Linked DNA regions of Homo sapiens: regions 1 and 2 are each linked to region 3. Evidence: chromatin contacts called from ENCODE Hi-C or POLR2A ChIA-PET data. All regions are on one chromosome and are shown on one strand. Each heading gives the region's core, a stretch centred on a gene start or an enhancer-like site at or near the end of the contact. The rest is flanking DNA. Distances are from core to core; before and after follow the strand shown. Region 1 overlaps TNXB (tenascin XB). Region 2 holds the start of PRRC2A (proline rich coiled-coil 2A). Region 3 holds the start of NEU1 (neuraminidase 1).

What was found. Hi-C counts contacts between places; a loop is a spot of excess contacts on that map. ChIA-PET counts read pairs that join two places held with the same protein, here RNA polymerase II (POLR2A). Pooled maps may share reads with other maps.
Region 1: a loop to region 3 is called in a pooled map, with 3 times the contacts of the local background. The contact joins the enhancer-like site here to the promoter of NEU1 in region 3. A Hi-C loop is called at or near these places in 2 of 50 pooled maps. POLR2A ChIA-PET finds 5 or more read pairs at or near these places in 4 of 52 experiments (Caco-2, H1, IMR-90 and 1 more).
Region 2: a map of CD8-positive, alpha-beta T cell shows a loop between it and region 3 (28-fold over the local background). The contact joins the promoter of PRRC2A here to the promoter of NEU1 in region 3. A Hi-C loop is called at or near these places in 7 of 168 maps with a recorded cell type or tissue (B cell, CD4-positive, alpha-beta memory T cell, CD8-positive, alpha-beta T cell and 3 more), 16 of 37 single-sample maps with no recorded cell type and 19 of 50 pooled maps. POLR2A ChIA-PET finds 5 or more read pairs at or near these places in 5 of 52 experiments (BJ, CD4-positive, alpha-beta memory T cell, WTC11 and 2 more).

Annotation. Positions count from the first base shown.
Region 1 is chr6:32,085,704-32,089,247 of GRCh38, reverse strand. It overlaps TNXB (tenascin XB), which reads left to right. Exons shown (of 44, transcript NM_001365276.2): 5 at 1-25; 6 at 200-463; 7 at 3,130-3,498. Among named protein-coding and RNA genes, the nearest start is that of TNXB, 22 kb to the left of the region's middle. Within about 2 kb of position 1,492, at least 20 of the 41 ENCODE cell types and tissues checked have a DNase peak (open chromatin) inside an H3K27ac peak, as active enhancers do.
Region 2 is chr6:31,618,903-31,622,709 of GRCh38, reverse strand. It overlaps PRRC2A (proline rich coiled-coil 2A), which reads right to left and starts at 1,995. Exons shown (of 31, transcript NM_004638.4): 1 at 1,852-1,995; 2 at 1-20.
Region 3 is chr6:31,861,179-31,864,465 of GRCh38, reverse strand. NEU1 (neuraminidase 1) reads left to right here and starts at 1,645. Exons shown (of 6, transcript NM_000434.4): 1 at 1,645-1,848; 2 at 2,275-2,467; 3 at 3,016-3,278. The coding sequence starts at 1,690. SLC44A4 (solute carrier family 44 member 4) reads left to right here. Exons shown (of 21, transcript NM_025257.3): 21 at 718-1,274. The coding sequence ends at 839. RefSeq lists enhancers at 1-214, 215-838, 839-1,464.

The sequences.
Region 1 (3,544 bases), core at 243-2,742, 220 kb before region 3:
CCTGCCTCCAAGACCATCACCACCAGTGAGAGCTGGGGCTGTGGGGAGGGGTGTCCTGAGTGGAGATCTGGACTAGAGAGGGAATCTGCCCTCCGGGAGGGCAGAAGGAAGGGGCTGGATGGGGGCTAGGCTCTTGGAAGGAAAGATGATGATTGAAGAACCAGACACCCACCTGAGTCCTCCTCTTTAACCTGGCTAGTGATCGATGGGCCCCAGGACCTCCGAGTGGTGGCTGTGACACCGACAACACTGGAGCTTGGCTGGCTGCGTCCCCAGGCTGAGGTGGACCGATTTGTGGTGTCCTACGTCAGTGCCGGCAACCAGAGGGTGAGGCTGGAAGTGCCCCCTGAAGCAGACGGGACGCTGCTGACTGACCTGATGCCAGGCGTAGAATATGTGGTGACTGTCACAGCGGAGCGGGGCCGGGCAGTCAGCTACCCAGCTTCTGTCAGGGCCAACACAGGTATGGCTGGCCAGAGGTTAGGGAAGGGCCCTGGTTTCCCAGCCTTGGATCCTCCTCCTCAGGAGCCCAGGCTCAGGGCTCACAGACTCCTCTGAATGCTTCTGGCAGGTGTGTGGCAGTCTCGAGGCACCTGCTGGGGGCCTTGCTCTGTCCTGAGGCCACTGGGGAGACAGAGCCCTCAGATGCCTGGAGTCCTGTAGGAAGGTTATTACAGGTTAGCCTATGAAAGGAATGGCCCCAGGGAGAGAAGTGAATAGGAGATGCTGCCTGATCCAGTCAGTTAAGGGAGGTTCTTTTTTAAATTTAGGTACCGGGACAGGCCTTGTGCTGATAGATCTTGTGGGACTGGAATTAGGCAGATTAGAGATCATCAGTCCTGTTGACTTTTGGATTGGGATTGCTGGGAGGTGGGTCTCACAGCAGTGATTTTCCACTAAACCTCGAGGTTTCTTAACAGATACCTGGATATTTTTCTTTTCCTGTGACAGGGGGACACCCACCTCGCTGTAGCTCATGTTCTCTTCCCCGACTCCCCTTTCTCTCCTTCAGCTACAGGGCCCCACCCACGGGCTTCTCTCTTCTTTCTAGGGCACCAACAGTGGTGGGCTTGGAGGGGAATGGGGGGGCTGCGGGACACTGACCGATTTCCCTCCGTTCTCTTTCCAGGTGGGGCTGGGGCACAGGGAAGAGGCCTCTGGCTCTGGTGGGAGGGATCGAGGGAGGGGCTGCCGCGGGAAGGAGTGCCGGGAGGGAGCTGCCACTGACCTGTTCTCCCCTTTTTTGCCCCTGGCAGCACCAGGCCACTACAGTTACCCGGAGGTGCGCCCCCCAGCCCCGCCCCCCAAGTCCCGGCCCCGGCCAGCCCCAGCCCCGCGGCCCCCACGGCCCCCTTGGCCCTCGAGGCCAGCAGAGGAAAGGGAGGAGGAGTCCCCGCCCAGGCCAAGCCTGTCCCAGCCCCCACGGCGGCCTTGGGGCAACCTGACGGCCGAGCTGAGCCGTTTCCGCGGCACGGTGCAGGACCTGGAGCGCCACCTGCGGGCTCACGGCTACCCACTGCGGGCCAACCAGACTTACACGTCGGTGGCGCGCCACATCCATGAATACTTGCAGCGGCGTCTGTTGGCCGCCGCCCCAGCCGGCTCCCCCGCACCCCCGCCCCGCCACCCCCGCCCCACCGCCAGCCCTGATCCCGGCACCAGGAAACGGGACTCCAACCAGGGAATCTACGGCCTCTCGCCTGAAGGCGTCGACCGGGTGGCTGCGTCCCGCCACCCCAAGCCAGAGGTGCTGGGCAGTTCCGCCGATGGCGCGCTTCTCGTGTCTCTCGACGGGCTCCGCGGCCAGTTCGAGCGCGTGGTGCTGCGCTGGCGGCCTCAGCCGCCTGCAGAGGGCCCCGGCGGTGAGCTGACTGTGCCGGGCACCACGCGCACCGTCAGCCTGCCCGACCTCAGGCCCGGCACCACCTACCACGTGGAGGTCCACGGGGTGCGGGCGGGGCAGACCTCCAAGTCCTACGCCTTCATCACCACCACAGGTAGTGTGGGCTGGGGCCACGGGACACCTATCCCTTGTCCAGCCTCACCTGCCGTTGGAGCCTGCATTCATGAATTCCTCCCACTGCCACCCCCCACTGCCCCCTTCTACCTTCAGGCCCTACCTGGCCGGGGCTCCAGGGGGCCCCCAGGACAAAGCACGAGTCCATTGTCCCTAGAAGACGTCCCCACCCCAGGGTCCTGGCATCCATCCTGTGGATGCCTAAGGTCAAGGCAGCGCCTTCTTTGGGGTTTCCCGGGACACTTCCAGGATTGTTATTTTAGGCAATAGAGGGTGATGTGGTTGGGGCACCTGCAAAGATTCACTGGAGCAGTTTGAGTGGGCTGGGAATTGAAAACAGTGATTCCCGTTCTGACTCACTGTGGTGAGAGTGGCTGAAGACTGTGGTTAGTGGTTACTGTTTTCCACAATTTGGCCTTGACCTTGAAGGGACACATCAGAACTGCGTGGGGGTGGCCTGGGTGCCATCAGGCAGCAACTGTATATTGGGGAGGTGAAACCACTGCTTCTTAAGCTGGCTTTTCAGACCCCCTGGCTCACTTTATGCTGGTCTCTCCCACAGGAACGATGTCTGGGCTTGGGGAAAGGGCACCCTGTGGCTGCTGTGGGGAGGGTGGTGGACCTCTTCTTCCCCCATAGGGCCCAGATGCCACCTGACCTGGATGTCCACCCCCACACCCTCTCTCTCTTCCCACTGCCCACTCTCCTCTTGCATCCTCCCTCTCTAACACCACTGTCTTTCTTCCAGGCTTCTCACTGCAGCACTAATGGAAGCCACCTGACCACCACCCAGTGGGGGGGATGTATGTGGGGAGGGACATGGAAGTCTCCGGGGGCTGGAGGTCATGGAAGCCTTGTGGGGTGAAGGATAGCAGGCTTTATTTTACCTATTACCTGCCTGAAGCACAGGCCCGTCTGCTCAGGAATGTGGTAGATGGGGGTGTTTGGAGGATTGGCTGACCTTTGGGAGGAGGGAGTGGCCCAGGTGAGGGAACCAGAAGTAGAAGTAGAACAAGGCTCTTAGAGGCTGGAGGGCAGAACCTGGGGACTGGGGATTCCTTTCTAGTTCTCATACTGGACTCTCCTCTTTTTCTCACCCTGCCCCTTCCCAGGGTCCTCACCCTTGGGCCTCTTGGGGACTACCGATGAGCCTCCTCCCTCAGGCCCCTCGACGACGCAAGGGGCCCAGGCTCCTCTCCTGCAGCAGCGCCCCCAGGAGCTGGGAGAGTTGAGGGTGCTGGGCAGAGATGAGACAGGGCGCCTCCGTGTGGTCTGGACCGCCCAGCCTGACACCTTTGCCTACTTCCAACTGCGCATGCGGGTGCCCGAGGGGCCGGGGGCACATGAGGAAGTGCTGCCAGGGGACGTCCGCCAGGCTCTGGTGCCTCCACCCCCTCCTGGAACCCCGTATGAGCTGTCACTTCATGGGGTCCCTCCTGGGGGCAAGCCCTCTGACCCCATCATCTACCAAGGCATTATGGGTACATCTTGGACTCTGCTCAGATCAATATCCTGAGATTGGGGGAG
Region 2 (3,807 bases), core at 746-3,245, 240 kb after region 3:
AGTGTCTCAGTCTCTGTCCCCTGTACAGACCATAACAGAAACTTAAAAACTCCATTGCATTATCATTAGGGACTCAGATATGAGGCCCTCTGGTGTCTTTTCCTCCAGTCTATGTAAACTGCCCACTCTTCTCAAGCAACCATGATCTACTTAGCTCCCTCATAGCTCAAATGCCATGTTCCCTCCTTTCCCCCAGACACCTTTGTCAAGGAAATCTAAGTAAAAATCCAGCATCCTCCTAGTATAAACACTCTGCCCTTTGTGCCTGTCTACAAAGAGTAATTCCCTACAAGTAATAATCTCTTCTCTCTCCACCAAAATCGTTTCAGAGACTTACAACAGGACAAATTCAAGCAAGAGAAAACTAAAAAAGAAGCATACAATTCCATCAGAGAAGAAGAAACAACACTTTAGATTCCCTGTTTATTGGACACAAGCTCCCTAATCATGCCCCCAGGGCCCTGTACCCCAGGCTCCCAGCCCAGCAGCCTCGTGTCCATCTGGGAAGGTTTGCAGGAAGGTATGCTGGGAGTTTAAGGATTTTATGAGCTTGCTCAGCCGGAATGGGGGTTGGTACCAGAGAAATCCTCATAGAACAACTAGGGCTGTACATACTCCCAGGCTATAGGAACCTCAAGTATTTGAAATATCCCATCTTTTCCTAAACTTGCTCCTGTATTGGCTCCTGGAAAAAATCGCCTCCAGATGAAATACTGTTTTACCATATGAAGAACTGAGAAAAAGCATTATGGAGCCACCTTAGCACCCTGTAACCATGGGCCAGAAAACAGAGGGCCAAGGCCAGAGCCATCTTCGTTTTCCTATCCTCATTAAAAATGTCCATCACCAGTGTTTCTTTACTCGATACCTCCAGCTCCCTAAGCAAGCCGGACGACAGGTCTCTCAGTCCATTCCAGAGTGACCAGGCATTCGTTTATGGACGGGAACAGTGTAAAGAGATGAGAAATAGTGGGGAAGAAAGCAGGGAAATCCAGACAGGCCCAGAATGAAAGCTAAAATTGGGGAGAAAGAACTTTATGACAAGCTAGAGATAAGATGGATGTTGCTTCGTAGGTGTTTGAGGAGGCCAATCTGTGAAGATAAATATATGAAGGGAAAACGAATACAAGAGTCATGTAGCGAATAGACCAAAACTAACAGAAAATAATGAATACGAAAGCAGGTGGAAAATATATGGAAACAGGAATGGCAAAAAAAAAAAGGATGTAGACAACGAAGTAAGGGGGCAGAGGCCCAAGAAGAAAAACGGGGTTGGGGGAGAAAGGAGACGAGGAACAGGAAAAATGAAAAAGCAGACATAGGGCGACTGAGCAACATAGAAAGCAAAGATGCTGGGATAAAAGCAGGATTCTAGAGTGGGAGTGGCTCGACACGAAGAGGGGCGTCCAGAGGGGGGAACACAGCGCTGGATGATAGGAGGGGGTCCAATATGGAGGAAAAGCGCCCTTCCGAGAGAACCGTCGGGCGCGGCCCACCACCACGGGGCGGCAGCCGGGGAGGGGGCCCACAAATGGGGGTGAAAAGCCAGGAGCGCAGCGGAGGGTAGGGAGTTACGGACCCAGGCGCAGGGGTCACCCCCTGAAGCCAAGACGGTGGGTGGTTAGGGGCAGACTACGGATCCTGAATGAACTGCCGGAGGTGCGGGTCCCGGAGTAGAGGTACCGGAGGGGGAGGGGCAAGCAGGCCCGGCAGCAGGAGGACAAAATGGCGGCGGCTAATGGCAGCTTCTCCTCCCCCCGGCCCACCACCGCCGCCGCCGCCGCCACCGCCACCGCCACCACCTCTCCCGCGCCGGAAAAGGGCGTCAGCGCACGGTTCACCCAGACTCACCTGGCCGGGTGCGCGGGGATCCGGGACCCGGGCCTAGGGGCTCCCCGGGACGGGATGGCGGTGGGGCGGGGGAGGATGGCGGCGGATGGCGCCGGGTTCGGCTCCTCCCGTCTCCCTCGCTCACTCCGCGGCTGAGCCCCGACTAACGGCCCATCCGGGCAACCGCCGCCCCCGGGAGCACCCCCTCCCACCTCCCACCTCCCTCCGCGCCTAGACACGCCCCTTAATTTGCATAAAGGGCGGGGCACTTTCTACCCTAACCCTCTACTTCCAGGGCTGTCTTTAGTTTAAAAAAAAAAAAAAAAGGGCCGGGCGCGCGGAGCATGCGGAGGTTATTTGCATAAAGAGGAGGGACTTAAGGGCACTAGGACCCCGATTGGCTAAGGAGGCGGGCCCCCAGCGTCGGCCGTTGAGCCGTGTTGAGGGGGCGGGAATGCGGTGCAGGTCGGCTGGGCGGTTGGGACGCAGAATTTACACGACGAATGTGGGAGAAAGAGGCGGAGCGTGCGTCGGACGTTAGTAGAAAGATGGGAGCGGAGAGACGTTGGGACGCCAAAAGTGGAAGGCAACGACACACGGCCCGTGGCGCCTTCAGCTAGGGAGAAAGAGAGAGAGGACGGGGGCTGGCGGGCGGGATTAGCTGCCGGAGGGCTGAGTTTCCGCAGGCCTGGTAAGAGTTCCAGCTCTCGCATCCCTTTGCCGTGAGTTTGAGGAGGTGGTTGGAGCGGGGAAATGCACCAGAGGGGCGGGGCCTTCCAGTTATTATATTACGTCATGCAAATGAGGTGGCTAGACAGACCAATCCAAAGGCCCCGGGAAGCGTTTCGTCCGCACCACGCAGCGTAGGCATTCTTCGGGCAGTTCTACCTATTTGCATAATGTATGCAAATCATTTGAACAAAGATAGGCTAGGAATGACTCGTTCATCAAAATATGGGCAACCATCGACTAAGACGGACATTTAATTTTATAACCTATAATTTTCATGAATAAATTTTTATATTTGAAATTATTGGGAATTTGTAATTTCTTAACAATGGGTTTCATTTTGTGAAATGCAGTACTGTTACCCTCCTTTGTCTCTTACTACCCGATTCTAGAACTCTCTGCTCCCATCAGAGTTATACCCATTCAACAGATCATTCAATGACTATGATTTGAAGGCGCTGGAGATAATGCACAGGATATTATAGAAGTAGAGAAATAAGGCCTGGCGCGGTGGCTCACGCCTGTAATCCCAGCACTTTGGGAGGCCTAGGCAGGTGGATCACGAGATCAGGAGTTCAAGACCAGCCTGGCCAACATGATGAAACCCCATTTCTACTAAAAATACAAAAATTTGCCCTACGTGGTGGCGGGCGCCTGTAATCCCAACTACTCGGGAAGCTGAGGCAGAGAATTCCTTGAACCAGGGAGGCGGAGGTTGCACTCCAGCCTGGGTGACAGAGCAAGACTACGTCTCAAAAAAAAAAAAAAAAAAAAAAAAAAAAGAAGGATGGGCGCGGTGGCTCACGCCTGTAATCCCAGCACTTTGGGAGGCTCAGGCGGGCGGATCACCTGAGGTCACGAGTTCGAGACCAGCCTGACCAACATGGAGAAACCCCGTCTCTACTAAAAATACAATTACCCAGGCGTGGTGGCGCATGCCTATGATCCCAGCTACTCGGGAGGCTGAGTCGGGAGAATCGCTTGAACCTGGGAGGCGGAGGTTGTGGTGAGCCAAGATCGTGCCATTGCACTCCAGCCTGGGCAACAAGAGCGAAACTCTATCTCAAAAAAAAAAAAAAAAGAAAGAAGTAGAGAAATAAAATATGATTATGCCTGGGGTGATTGAGAAATGTTTCTAGAAAAACTCTTATTAAGAGATATGAGGCCGGGCGTGGTGGCTTATGCCTGTAGTCCTGGCACTTTGGGAGGCTGAGGCGGGCAGATCACAAGGTCAAGAAATGGAGACCA
Region 3 (3,287 bases), core at 396-2,895:
GGCCGGTAGGCTCTCCAAAGAAGGAGCATTCTGATGGAGAGGTCTCTGCTATCTTCCCTAAGAAATCTCGGGTAGAAGTTAGCCATTAGAGGCCAGGCATGGTGGCTCACGCCTGTCATGCCAGCACTTTGGGGGACCGAGGTGGGCAGATCACCCTGAGGTCAGGAGTTCGAGACCAGCCTGGCCCACATGGTGAAACCCCTCTCTACTAAAAATACAAAAAATTAGCTGGGCGCGGTGGCGGGCGCCTGTAATCCCAGCCACTTGGGAGGCTGAAGCAGGAGAATCGCTTGAACTCAGGAGGCGGAGGTTGCAGCGAGCCGAGATTGCGCTACTGCACTTCAGCTTGGGCGACAGCAAGACTCCGTCTCAAAACAAAGAAAAAAGATTAAAAAAAAAAAAGAGCCATTAGAGAGACTTCCCAGCAGGTGGCTGTAGCGGCAGGGGATTTTCTTACTCTACAGCATGCATCCATTCAGGGTTTGCCAGTCTCCTCCTAAGCGACTGACATGCATTTTTTCCGCTAATTCTTATCATCGCTCTATGCAACATAATATTCCCGACCCCACTTCACAGGAGGAAACTGAGATTACATAACCTGCCCGGGGGTAAGGGTGGTGGTGCAGCTTGGATTCCAAATCCCGCAGGCAGCTTGCCTCCCAGTCCCCGATTTCCTGGCCCCAGGGTCCGCTCTAACCGGTCTCTGTTGCGGCTCAGTGGAAGACCTGGAGCGGAACAACGGCTCCCTGGACCGGCCCTACTACATGTCCAAGAGCCTTCTAAAGATTCTGGGCAAGAAGAACGAGGCGCCCCCGGACAACAAGAAGAGGAAGAAGTGACAGCTCCGGCCCTGATCCAGGACTGCACCCCACCCCCACCGTCCAGCCATCCAACCTCACTTCGCCTTACAGGTCTCCATTTTGTGGTAAAAAAAGGTTTTAGGCCAGGCGCCGTGGCTCACGCCTGTAATCCAACACTTTGAGAGGCTGAGGCGGGCGGATCACCTGAGTCAGGAGTTCGAGACCAGCCTGGCCAACATGGTGAAACCTCCGTCTCTATTAAAAATACAAAAATTAGCCGAGAGTGGTGGCATGCACCTGTCATCCCAGCTACTCGGGAGGCTGAGGCAGGAGAATCGCTTGAACCCGGGAGGCAGAGGTTGCAGTGAGCCGAGATCGCGCCACTGCACTCCAACCTGGGTGACAGACTCTGTCTCCAAAACAAAACAAACAAACAAAAAGATTTTATTAAAGATATTTTGTTAACTCAGTAAATCTGTGACTCATTCTCTCCACGACGACAGGCGGCCTTTTTTTTTCCGCGCCCGGCTCTTTAAAATCGGCCCCGCCCCTGTGACGTGTCCTGGTGCCGCGGCCAATCAAAAAGCCCAATAAGGATGGTGCCAGTCCCTTCTTCACCCCAGCCAGTCCGCTTCCCGTTCGGGTCACGCGCTCCGGGCCTCCAAGAGGGCCTCCAAGAGGGCCAATCGGAAGGGCAAGCTTCGAGATGCTGCGTGATCACGTGGGAGGAGATGAGCTACTTGAAGACCAATTAGAGTCCGGGAAGCGCGGCGGGGCCTCCAGACCGGGGCGGGCTTAAGGGTGACATCTGCGCTTTAAAGGGTCCGGGTCAGCTGACTCCCGACTCTGTGGAGTCTAGCTGCCAGGGTCGCGGCAGCTGCGGGGAGAGATGACTGGGGAGCGACCCAGCACGGCGCTCCCGGACAGACGCTGGGGGCCGCGGATTCTGGGCTTCTGGGGAGGCTGTAGGGTTTGGGTGTTTGCCGCGATCTTCCTGCTGCTGTCTCTGGCAGCCTCCTGGTCCAAGGCTGAGAACGACTTCGGTCTGGTGAGTCACCCTTTGCATAGCCCCATCCCCGACCCGCGCAGGTGATCGACACCTAGTGTCCCCCGGAACGCGGGCGGCTGAGCCGACTTTCCGCGACAGGACCCTTTTCTTTCTCCCAGACCCCGTTTCCTCCTACCGCTCCCAGCCCCTCTCCCTCTCCGGGTCCCCGTCCTTCTCCTCATTCGAGCCCCTTCCTCTTTTGGGGTCCCCTTCCCTCCCTGAAGGCGCCTTCTCCTTTCGTAGACCCTCCCCTGCTCCGAGCCTCCAGCTTCGCTCCAAACTCCCCTTCGTGTTCCTCTTTCTTGTTCTGGGACCCCATCCCCTACTCGGGATCCCCATTAGATCCTCCCTCTCCCATCGGAACGTGGGTTCCTAAAACCCCCAAGACAAGTTTGTCTTTGTTGACCCTTCCTCCTCCCATGACAGGTGCAGCCGCTGGTGACCATGGAGCAACTGCTGTGGGTGAGCGGGAGACAGATCGGCTCAGTGGACACCTTCCGCATCCCGCTCATCACAGCCACTCCGCGGGGCACTCTTCTCGCCTTTGCTGAGGCGAGGAAAATGTCCTCATCCGATGAGGGGGCCAAGTTCATCGCCCTGCGGAGGTCCATGGACCAGGGTATAAAGATGTCTGGGTGAAAGAGCCGGTGCTAGGTTGGATGGGTGGGCAGCCCAATGAGCCCAAGGGCCCTGAGGATAGGGGAACTTAGAGGGTTGGTTGCCTGAGTCCCTGAGGGGTAGAGGGAACCCGAGAAGGGCAAGTGTCTAGGACAGTGATCTGGAAATTGGGATCACCAAGGAGTTGGACATTCACTTAGCAAACATTTATTGGGTACTATATACCTATACCAGGCACTATTTTAGGTTTCATGAATATAGCCACGAACAAAACAGATCAAAAATCTCTGCCCTCAGGATTTAAATTGTACTGGAAGGAGACAGACAAGCATAATAAACAAGTAAACTTTTTTGTCTGTTGCAAGGTGATAAATGCAATGGAGAAAAATAAAACAGGACAAGAGGTATAGATAGTGCAAGTGTTGGATTGCACCCTGGGACCATCGGAAGGCCTGAGGTCCCTAGCAGAAGGTGGGAAATTAACGGGAAGTGGTAGAAAGGGTACCTGCAGAGTGCTCACTCTGGGTTTCTTCCTCCAATTTTTTTCAGGCAGCACATGGTCTCCTACAGCGTTCATTGTCAATGATGGGGATGTCCCCGATGGGCTGAACCTTGGGGCAGTAGTGAGCGATGTTGAGACAGGAGTAGTATTTCTTTTCTACTCCCTTTGTGCTCACAAGGCCGGCTGCCAGGTGGCCTCTACCATGTTGGTATGGAGCAAGGATGATGGTGTTTCCTGGAGCACACCCCGGAATCTCTCCCTGGATATTGGCACTGAAGTGTTTGCCCCTGGACCGGGCTCTGGTATTCAGGTCTCTGTC